Linked DNA regions of Homo sapiens: region 1 is linked to region 2. The links are chromatin contacts, found by Hi-C or POLR2A ChIA-PET in ENCODE. All regions are on one chromosome and are shown on one strand. Each heading gives the region's core, a stretch centred on a gene start or an enhancer-like site at or near the end of the contact. The rest is flanking DNA. Distances are from core to core; before and after follow the strand shown. Region 1 overlaps SLC38A11 (solute carrier family 38 member 11). Region 2 has its middle 26 kb from the start of COBLL1.

Region 1 (5,577 bases), core at 2,939-5,438, 44 kb after region 2:
GTAATGGCTAGATTTACAAAAAAAACTCATTCCTGAAAAATGAGCAATATGTGTGCACTTGATTAACTTGAAAACAAAAAAAAATTTGTTGGGCTATCACTATGTAGTGAATGTTCAGGCAGATAATAAATATATTTTGTCTTACAACAAAATCCTAAAATATCAACAAACAAATTTGTGGACTCAAACAAGATATTTCATAAAACAGGAAAAAACAGGGCTTGGAAATCATTATGTTGATTATCTCCACAGCATAGGTGAAAGATTACTACTACTGTCAACAGCAACCATTTTTTATAACATTTCATTTCCTGGTACTACATTAAAGAAAGCATCTTGTGTCTAAGAATATTTATAGAAATAGATCCTGAACTGTAGTCCCAAGGTGCAATCACCCATGCAATAATTTCAGCACTGTGTCCTTAGCCCTGTGCCAAATACTATGGAGGAGGGAGGAGGTGGTTAAGTATTTTTGTCTTCAAAGAGCTTACCAATTGTTAGGTAAGGCAAGCTTATGGACAGCTTCAACAATACATGACACGAGATAATACATAAATTAAGTCAGCGCATTAATGTAGTAGTGATCCATCTACACAAATCAAGATTGGTATGCGAAATGATTTTTAGTGGCCCTACTAGTGTTTGGCCTATGCAAAACTGGGAAGAAGGTAAAAGTTACCTTTGACACTTGCTTACTTTCCTATGAGCTTTCCTTCCACTGTTGGTAGAATAGACAATTACCAGTCTCCTGAGGTTTTGGAAACTGCTTACTCCCCACTTTCCATTTACAAGAAAGTCCCCAGTAGGGTCCCTGACTGAATTCCCTCCTGCCTTTGTATGGAATTTCAAATCAAAATGGCCTCTGGATGACATAGTAACTTGGGCACTGACAATAATACCTTCACCTATGCCTCAATTCTCAATGAAACGAGTAAATGATGACTTGGGATCCCATCTGTATGGGTTTGCCCTCCCTGTGGTGCATGACCAATAAGTGCTAACTGGTGGGTGATTCTGATGAGAAATTCTGTAAGGATTGTAGAAGATTAGCCACTTTGTAGTGGTAGAACAACTTCCATTCCTGTCTTAGCAAATGACATCATTATTCTAGTTCCACAAAATACAACCAAGAAGTCATTCTGCCCCCTGTCTTCCCAATGGAATCTGTGTCACCAAATTATGCCAATCTTTTCTGAAAAATGTGTTTTGGGAATCCATCCATTTCCCTCTGTCTTCTTTTCTCTTTTTTTTTTTTTTTTTTTTTGAGACCGGGTCTCACTCTGTTGCCCAGGCTGGAGTGCAGTGGTGCCATCTCAGCTCACTGAAACCTCTACCTCCTGGGCTCAAGCAATCCTCTCACCTCAGCCTCTCAAGTAGCTGGGACTACAGGCACATGCCACCAAACCCGGCTAATTTTTTGTAGAGACGGGGTTTCACTGTGTTGCCCAGGCTGGTCTCCAACTCCTGGGCTCAAGCAATCCATCCACTTTGGCCTCCAAAAATGCTGAGATTACAGTGTGAGCCACCGTTCCTGGCCTCCTCTGTCTTCATCACCTATATTGCAGTTGAACTTTTATGTTTATTTGTGAGAATGCACAGGTCCTTTCTTATTGCATTCATCCTTATATTCTATTGTGTGGCACATAGTAATTACTCAATAAATATATGATCAGTGAATGTGAATAAAGGAATTAGAAGTTGCACTGGATCTTAAAGTTTTTGTAAAATTTGGACAGAAATGAAAGAAAAATAATCATTATCGGAAATAAAAAGCAGATAGGACAAAGAATAATGGAAAGAATTGATATGGCTTATTCACAGGCCAAAAAATTAGATTGACTAGAGCTGAACATAAATTTTGGGAAGTAAATGGGAAATAGTTTTACACAGAAGACAAGATGGTAGAAGCAACGGAATTTATACTTGCTCTGGTAGGAAAATGCCGATAAACTGAAAGCAGAACTTAAATACATGATAGTTGAAACAGAGCTGGGATTAATTCAACTGTGATATTATGAGGACTTCTATTTGGTTGATGGCAGTGCAGACTATAAAAGAAAGATCTGGAGAAAGAAAAATATTTAAAGAAAAAGAAATTTTGTCATAGCAAGTGAATGGATATAACTTGAATCCTTTCATATTTCTCATAAATTTCACTAGATATATTATTATTCAGCAAAGTCCAAATCCACTTAATTTATAGCTATTTTTAGTAACATTTATGTGTTATAGTAAATGAGATATGCAAAAGTACTCTAAACCAGGGTTTCTCAACCTCAGCACAATTGACATTTTGGATCAGATAATTTTTTGCTGTGAGAGACCTGCACATTGTGGGATGTATATCCCTGGCCTCTATCCACTAGAGGCCAACAGCACTGCCTACCCAGTTGTGACGACCCCATATGTCTCTAAACAACCACTACTTTAAAACTATATAGTCCCACAAAGTGCACAGAATCATCATTGAAAATATTTACTATTACAAACATATTTTGATTCCACTTCAAAAGTGACACTTTTGTTAAGGAAAATACATCTTATGTTAAATGTAATCATTATCTTTTAAAGAGAATTTTAGAGTGAAGGGGTAAATCTTTGCACGTACTCACATTGAGTTCTAGAACTATCCCGAGGCAATCAATCAGCAATGACACAAGCGTGGCTACAGTGATGACCATCACTGTTACAACAATGTGGAAAACCGATGAAAGATTCCCACCAAAAAACACATTGGCAATTACCTGCCGAATAAACAGATTATTTTGAGAGGGACTTTTAAAGGCATGCAGGATTTATTGAGGGAGTATTTTACAATAGTATTTAGGAATATATAAAATACTACCAACAAGGCTATTAATCAAATCTTAAGTCACTAGGAATGTTCTATATTTTCCAAATTACTTACATACAGACACACATATCAATAACAAGTATTCTTTGTTGAACTATTAGTCAGTGGATTATATTACAGACCTATAGTGTGGCATACCGATGTTTCAATACATGTATCTTTCAAGTACAGGAGAGACTTTGGAAAGTTATCTTATCCTTCTTTCTTGAGTCCAATAGGTTACTACTAAAACAAACTAAACATGCTATTTAGATTATTTGCATGGCCTCTAAGAAGTAGCTGTCACATTTCCCTTATTAATACTGGATGTGTAATATCCTTTACTAACAGGAAATTAATTCTGCATTAACTAATTCCTATTTGTTATAATTTAAGTCTATTTTATCTTGCCTTTCCTCAACAAAAATGGGCAAGAGTTCATCACCATTTTTCATGACTACTCAGATCAGGAAAGCAATAAAAAATTACTGACTTAATGTGTCCCATATTATGATATGGTTTGCAAAGATAAAATGTCAGGGAAATGATTCCTATTCTCAGGAATTAATTTTTGGAGGCATACAACGAAACTTAAAAAAGCAAGTAGAGATCAATTTATAACAGGACAAAAAAGATCAAGGAGAATTTAGGACTAGAAGGAGCTTTAGGTATCTAGAGCCGTCTCCTTACAGTAATCTCCTTTACAGCATCCCTGAAATATGCTTGACCTACCTTGGTTTGAGGTAGGGCTTGAAACATGCACAGGATTTGGAGCAGAATTATAGGCTGAGACAAGAGCGTGAAAAAGAGCAAAGAGGTAATAACAGGAACAATACCTATGGAGGATAAAGAGAAGATAGTCTGAATAAGTAGTGACCCTGTGCAAAAGAACAGTGAGACAAAGAGTTGGAAATAACAGAAGGTCAGATATTGAGGTATCATAAAGAAGCCATCTCTCTAAGCTGTGCTGCCTGGATATGCAACATCTCCCATGTGTCACATACTGCCATGACTTTGCTAATAATTTAATGGTGATATTAATAACATAAGTTGTAATGTCTCTCCAAGTATTATCTTATTTAAGATCCATTCTTACAGATGCCTCTATGATATAATTGTGAGAGTGAAAAATCACTTAGTGAGGCAGGTAGTAAGAGATATTTGTTAAGGGTAGACAGCCTTTTTAGTGCTTTTATGAATTGAAACAGTTTGATTATATTTTTGTCAGTCATACATTTGTGTGTGTACCTGTGTGTGTGTGCAGAATGAAGAGTAAGAGAAGGGAAAGTTATAGACACCATTCTTCTGCTGAGTATTTGCTATTGTGGCAGAGATCTTGATTCAGTTCTATCTTCCTGCCACAGCAGCTAGAAAGGAAACTCAAGTTTCAAGTACTAAACACAGAAGTTGTGCAGGTGAAGTGACTCAGATCGTCTGCAGGCAGGCAGTTTACTAGCAACCACGTGAGAATGCACCATCTGTTCTTACTTGCTGATCTAGAGATTAGATTTGAACCTACGTACTGAGCAGAAGCTAAAATAATACCATGTCCTGCATCTGACAATAGCTAGTAAAGTTTCGAAAGGCTCTTAAATTTAAAAAAAAATTAGTTCAGTCTATTTCTCCTTTATAGTCAAGGTAGAGAACTGGCCTGTGAGTTATACATGTGTGAGGGAGAGAAGTGCTAGTTGTAAAGGACATACACAGTGCTAAACATTTCCCTCTTCTGTTTCCCCGTGCAGTCAGTTCCTTATCCCTGGGACTGACTTAAAGTAAGCCCTGGCTTGCCTCAAGAAGCCTGCTGATTATTTAGTGTATTTAAAGCTCTGTAGATATTTCACTTATCTCATTAGACCCTTTCACATGGTGCACTGTATAAACAGCCTCTAGGAACAGATCCTATGACTGAGCCCTTTTCAGTGTGGTCCCTGAAAGACCCACTGTGAAGCAAGATCATGTTTTACTGCCGACTGGTACAGTGGATTTTTAGCTGACAGCATAAGGGATTCCTGACAGGCCATGTTATCCAATTTTACACCAAAAGAATGAATTCTCTTTCAGATAATATTTCTCTACAAATACAAGTGGAATATATAACCCAATTTAGAGCTGACTTTGACAATACAATATATTTATATGTAAATAATATCCTATATATTTGTTATTATTTATATTATTAGTTTATGTTATGTATAGTTGTAAATATACACGTCTACATGTATAAATACATAAATAAAATGTATCTGTAAAACTAAAAGTTTCAGTTGAATTTTGGTTCTCCATGGAATATAAGATATTTTAGTTTTTAAAAAATAACAAAACCAGTTAGAATCTGTAGATTCTACAGTGCCTTTAATACATGTTGACTGATAAAACATCTAAGCAAAAAGACAGTTTTGTAAAACATGTTTTAAACCTTGATACTTAATTTCTTTGTAAGAATGCCTTAAAAGCAACAACTTTAGTTTGGCTGTCGCAAAAGGCTGGCAGTCACTTTGGAATGCAGTTGTATAAATATTTGTGCTCACAGAAATATAAGCCAAATCTACCAAACCTAATTTTCAAACCGAACTTTTGAAAAATTGTCTTGTAAACATCTGAATATAAATTCATCTTTAAACTCTGACATTTTAGAGTCAAAAAAGAAAATTTTACAAATTATACCATTTGTCATGCCCTTGGGAATTTGCCAAACTGTATTATTTATAAATCTTCCTAAATTAAATGTGGCAGAGAGATCACCT
Region 2 (5,143 bases), core at 284-2,783:
TTTAATTTTGATGTATACATTGCAACCAGTTACAGTATTTTAAATGACTGGAATACCTAGACCAAATTTTGCTAAATGGTATTTTAAAAATTCTTGCCTGTTTGTTGTGTAGAGAATTTTTGTAAGATGGATAGAGTAGTTGTTTTTGATTAGTTAATAGGTCTTCATGACCATCTTTCCCAGTGAGTCTTATACTCCAACTTTTAATCTAAGTAATTGCTATGGCATTAGCTTAATTGCTCAGCCGGGAAACTCTATCAGTGACTGTCAAACAAAAACAACAACAGGATATAACTCCTTATTTTTATTTCAAAAATAGTAATTAGATTCACCAACAGCTGTACTAAATTCCTTTATTACATGACCAATGCAAAAACTGAGATCCTGTTATAGATTATATGGAACTAGTCTTTCCCAGACGAACATGCAGTTAAAGAAAAAAATTAACATTAAATTAAAGGAAGAAGTATTACATTTGCATTCAGAAGTATTACATTTATTAAGAGATGTCCTGATTCATTCTTTTTACCTAAAGTCACATGGAAATGCTTCAGGGTATCAGTTCCCACCTTGAGTATTGGTTGACTGAATGATTAATATGGAGAAAAGTCTGTCCTAAATTTATCTGGAACCATGGAAGAAGAAAGTAGGCTATGTGTATATTTTTTCCTACATTTATGTTTTCGTATTTAATATACACCTGAGTATGTTGACAGCCAACATTTCAGTCACTATAAAAGCTTATTTTTCCTGTCTATATATCTTTTCTCAGACTAGTAGACTCTAGTAGAAATTGTTCTGTTTCTGTATTAATCAATGTGAGTAGCACATGAGGACTCGATTAGTTAGCTTGATCTGGAATGGATCATAGTACTTTAATCTATAATTGTTTATGCTAGATTTAGTGGCAATGTATATGCTATAGTTGTAGGGTAGAAAATTCACTCATTATACAGATGTGTAAAGAATGTGTGGATTTTTATTTATCTATAACTAATCCAATTTTTTTGATAATTCAGTCAGTGGGGGACTGAAAGTGGCACCACTCACCATCAACCCTAGTGATCCACTAGCAAAATTTTTGCTTCCTGTTCCCGTGACATTATGTTCTGCTGGTCTAGAGGTCTTAGTTCCAGGGGGAGGAATGCTGCCACCAGGAGACACAATTACGATTCCATTAAATTGGAAGTTAAGACTGCCACCTGGACACTTTTGGCTCCTTCTACCTTGAAGTCAATAGGCTAAGCAGGGGATTACAATGTTGGCAGGGGTGATTGACCCAGACTATCAAGATGAAATCAGTCTACTACTCTACAATGGAGGTAAGGAAGAGTCTGCATGGAATACAGGAGATCCATTAGGGTGTCTCTTAGTATTACCATGCCCTGTGATTAAGGTCAATGGGAAACTACAACAGCCCAATCCAGTCAGGACTACAGATGACCCAGACCCTTCAAGAAAGAAACATGACCTGCTAAGGTGCTTGCTTAAGGCAAAGGGAATACAGAATGGGTAGTGGAAGAAGGTAGTCATCAAAACCAGCTACAACCTCATGACCAGCTGCAGAAACGGGAACTGTAACTGTCATGAGTATTTCCTCCTTCTTTTGTTAAAAACATGTTTGCATGTATACACTTGTACTAAGAAAATATCTTCATTTTACTTCCTTTCTCCTTTGTCATGGGACATAAGATTTATTGACTTCACATCAGCATTTGAGTATTGTTAACTTTATGTAATAGTATTTGTGTTGGGGATTGGTGCGTTTCCAGTTGTACAAAGATAGTTGTATTATGTTAGGCATAATTATGACCTTATTATTGTCTTTATTTGAAGATTATGTATGATCTCAGGAGGTGTGTATGGGTTGACAAGTGGTGGACTTGTGATGGTTAATACTGAGTGTCAACTTGATTGGATTGAAGGATGCAAAGTATTGATCCTGGGTGTGTCTGTGAGGGTGTTGCCAAAGGAGATTAACATTTGAGTCAGTGGGCTGGGGAAGACAGAGTCACCCTTAATCTGGGTGGCCACAATCTAATCAGCTGCCAGTGTAGCTAGAATATAAGCAGGCAGAAAAATGTGAAAAGGAGAGACTGGCCTAGCCTCCCAGCCTAAATCTTTCTCCTGTGCTGGATGCTTCCTGCCTTCAAACAATGGACTCCAAATTCTGCAGTTTTGGAGCTCAGACTGGCTCTCCTTGCTACTCAGCCTGCATATGGCCTATTAAGGGATCTTGTGATCATGTGAGTTAATACTTAATAAACTCTCCTTTATATGTATGTAAAGGAGATATATATATATATATATATATATATACACACACACATACATACACACACACACACACACCACATCCCTTCACTGCCTCCCCATTGTTATAATATATATTATATATATGTATTCCATGAGTTCTGTTCCTCTAGAGAACCCTGACTTAATACAGGGGGTAATTGGGGTAAGGGTTAAAATTTCAATTTGCCAATTCAAGGTATATCAATTTCTTAAGTTTAGACAGTTTTTCTAGTTAAGACAACCTGATTGGGTAAACATTTAGTCAATTCCAAATTCAACTCGTTATTAGGACTTTGTCCTGTGCCTGCCTCCCTTATAAGAGGGCAACTCGATGGGAAGCATAAGATTCTCATTGGAGGAGAGAGTGCCTCATGATGGTCTTCATGCAGATCCAGCTCATGGATTTGCAACTGTTGATGTCTATTAACTTGTGCTCACTCTAGTTCGGTTCTTGAGTGTTTTGCTGGTGTGTATGAATGAAATCTATGGCTAGGAAATTGCGGTATGTTCATCTTAAGTCAGAACCTAATTGTTTTTCCATAACTACGTCCTATCTTACTTAATCCTAGTTTGCACTACAGATCCTGCATTTGTTCTGGTGTGTCTCCCCCTTGCTCCCAAGTTTGGGTGCCCTTTTGGAAATCTTTAGCTATAGGAGGACTTTGACCTCCTCTTGCAACCATGTTGGGTGAGCACCCAACTAGTTTTTGAAATACTAGTAGTGCCTGCTTGTTATGGACAGGAATTTTTGGGTCCCTTTTATGCTATGTGTAGTCTTTGTGGAGTCACAAATACTGCTGGAGGAGGAATCACATCCCTTCACTGCCTCCCCACTGTGTTTAACCACATCCCTTCACTGCCTCCCCACTGTTATAATCCTCCTTTCTCTCCCTGTATCAGTGTGAAGTTTATTTCATAGCAACCTACTCCCAGGATACCAAGTGGAACATGGGACAAATATTTTCCATTTTTGGCTCCTTTCTCCACCTAGTATTCCATCCTCCCATGATTTTAACCCTGAGGAGTATAGGCAGAATATAAGATATGTCTGAAAGGCTGTTTTCTCTGCCTCTGTTTTTACTTCCCAATATCACCTCTCCTGAAAGGGAAAGACTTTCTGCTCCTTATTCCTCTTTGAAATAACTTGCTGATGTGAGATCATGGGTTTCCTTTTCTCTGTGGTCTGTAATGAAACCCTGCCATTCAATTTGTTTGGCATTGTTCTTAATATATTAATCAGAAATAAACTTAGAAAATGTTTTGTTTCAAAACATTCTGATACAGAAGCTTATTGACTATCGGTGAACTCAAAAATTACATTTGGTTGTCAAAAGCTGAATGTTTTACTTTTTCACATCTTTGCTGTAATTGTCATAGCTACCCTAGAGACATATGGATGCCTCTGAAACTGTTTGTTTATTTTTTCACTCAGCAAAATCTTACTGAGCAGATTTTATGTGCTTGGCACAGTTTCAGGTGTTTGCATGCTAGTGGCAGAGGCAAGCAATAAGCAATAGAGTTAAGGAAAGTATTAGAAAGTGATAAATGCCAAGTTGAAGAATATAGGAGGGAAGGGCAATTGGAAGTGTTGGGGGGAGTTGTGCTATTCTCGATGGGGTAAAGACCTCACTGAGAACATGACTTTTGAGAAAAATCTTAAGAAATGAAAGGAGTTAATCATCCTGTATCTGGAGGGAGACCATTTTAGGCAGAGAAAAATCACAAGTTCAAAGGCTTAAAGGTAGGAAATGTGTCTGCTTGGAACAAGAAAGGCGCAGATGAGTTCAGACAGGTAACCAGGAAGGCTTTTCACAAAGTGTCCCAGGGGATAGAACATCTAGTCAACCAGAGGGGTGGCTGGCTTATTACATCCATTGATTGTTTCTGTCATGTTTTTTCTTTCACTCCCCTGTCCCTAACTCCCGTTTACTGAGATCATACTTCTAAATTAACCACTTTCACTTAATTAAGCCTTTGTCGTAGACTCTGCTTCATGGAGAATCCAGGCAAAAGTTTTTCTTTGTTTGTGTTTGCTTTTGTTTCTCTATCTTCTGCCATTTCAGTGGCACAGAGGTACCTGATCAATCCTTAGCATTCAGAAGATTTTCTGGTAAATGACAGACACTCAATAAATATGTGTTGAATTTAATTGAAAGTAATTTGGTTCTCCAATTCTAAGTTCAGGACTAGCAATTTGGAACTGCAGTGCCAAAGCACAACTATGAAAATCACACATTACCTCATAGGTCATTGAACTAAACTATAAGGAGTCCAAGTTATATGACATATAGAGTAGGGTTAAAGGGCTTCTGTTCAGGAGGAAGACTGGGTTATGTGTCACTTGCTACCTGTGTAAATTTGGAAGATTCCTGAACCTCTCTGTGCTGTAATTTTCTCATCTCTAAAATGGGAATAATAATAACCCAAAAATCAAATTATTGTTGTGAGTACTAAATGAATGAACATGTAGGATGTATATGGCATGTAGTAAGTACAATATACATGTTTGCTATAATAATAATCATTATTGATTCCTGCCATAGCATCATGGAGACCCAGAATCAAATTAAAATAAGTGAATATTGACAGATTTCAAAGAAATCTAATTAAAGTCTTCCTACCATTTTCTTATACTTACATTGTTTGTAGTTACAAGTAATATTTGCCTTAATAAATAGTTATACAGTATATAAATAAAGGTCTACAACCTATTCCATTGCCACCGCCCAGCCAAAGTTCTATTTTATTCAAACACAAGTTATTTTGCTAATGTCAGCCTAATTTATAAATGCATTAACCCATTCATGATAAATGTTAAAAATTTCATCATACACTAGCTTCTCCTTGA

What was found. Hi-C counts contacts between places; a loop is a spot of excess contacts on that map. ChIA-PET counts read pairs that join two places held with the same protein, here RNA polymerase II (POLR2A). Pooled maps may share reads with other maps.
Region 1: a map of B cell shows a loop between it and region 2 (4-fold over the local background). The contact joins two enhancer-like sites. A Hi-C loop is called at or near these places in 3 of 168 maps with a recorded cell type or tissue (B cell, Calu3 and HepG2) and 3 of 50 pooled maps. POLR2A ChIA-PET finds 5 or more read pairs at or near these places in 7 of 52 experiments (Caco-2, HepG2, MCF 10A and 4 more).

The regions. Positions count from the first base shown.
Region 1 is chr2:164,906,028-164,911,604 of GRCh38, forward strand. SLC38A11 (solute carrier family 38 member 11) reads right to left here. Exons shown (of 12, transcript NM_001351537.2): 11 at 2,613-2,744. Among named protein-coding and RNA genes, the nearest start is that of SLC38A11, 47 kb to the right of the region's middle. Within about 2 kb of position 4,189, at least 6 of the 41 ENCODE cell types and tissues checked have a DNase peak (open chromatin) inside an H3K27ac peak, as active enhancers do; they include B cell, where a contact is called at or near this core.
Region 2 is chr2:164,865,043-164,870,185 of GRCh38, forward strand. No RefSeq gene overlaps it. Among named protein-coding and RNA genes, the nearest start is that of COBLL1, 26 kb to the left of the region's middle. Within about 2 kb of position 1,534, at least 2 of the 41 ENCODE cell types and tissues checked have a DNase peak (open chromatin) inside an H3K27ac peak, as active enhancers do; they include B cell, where a contact is called at or near this core.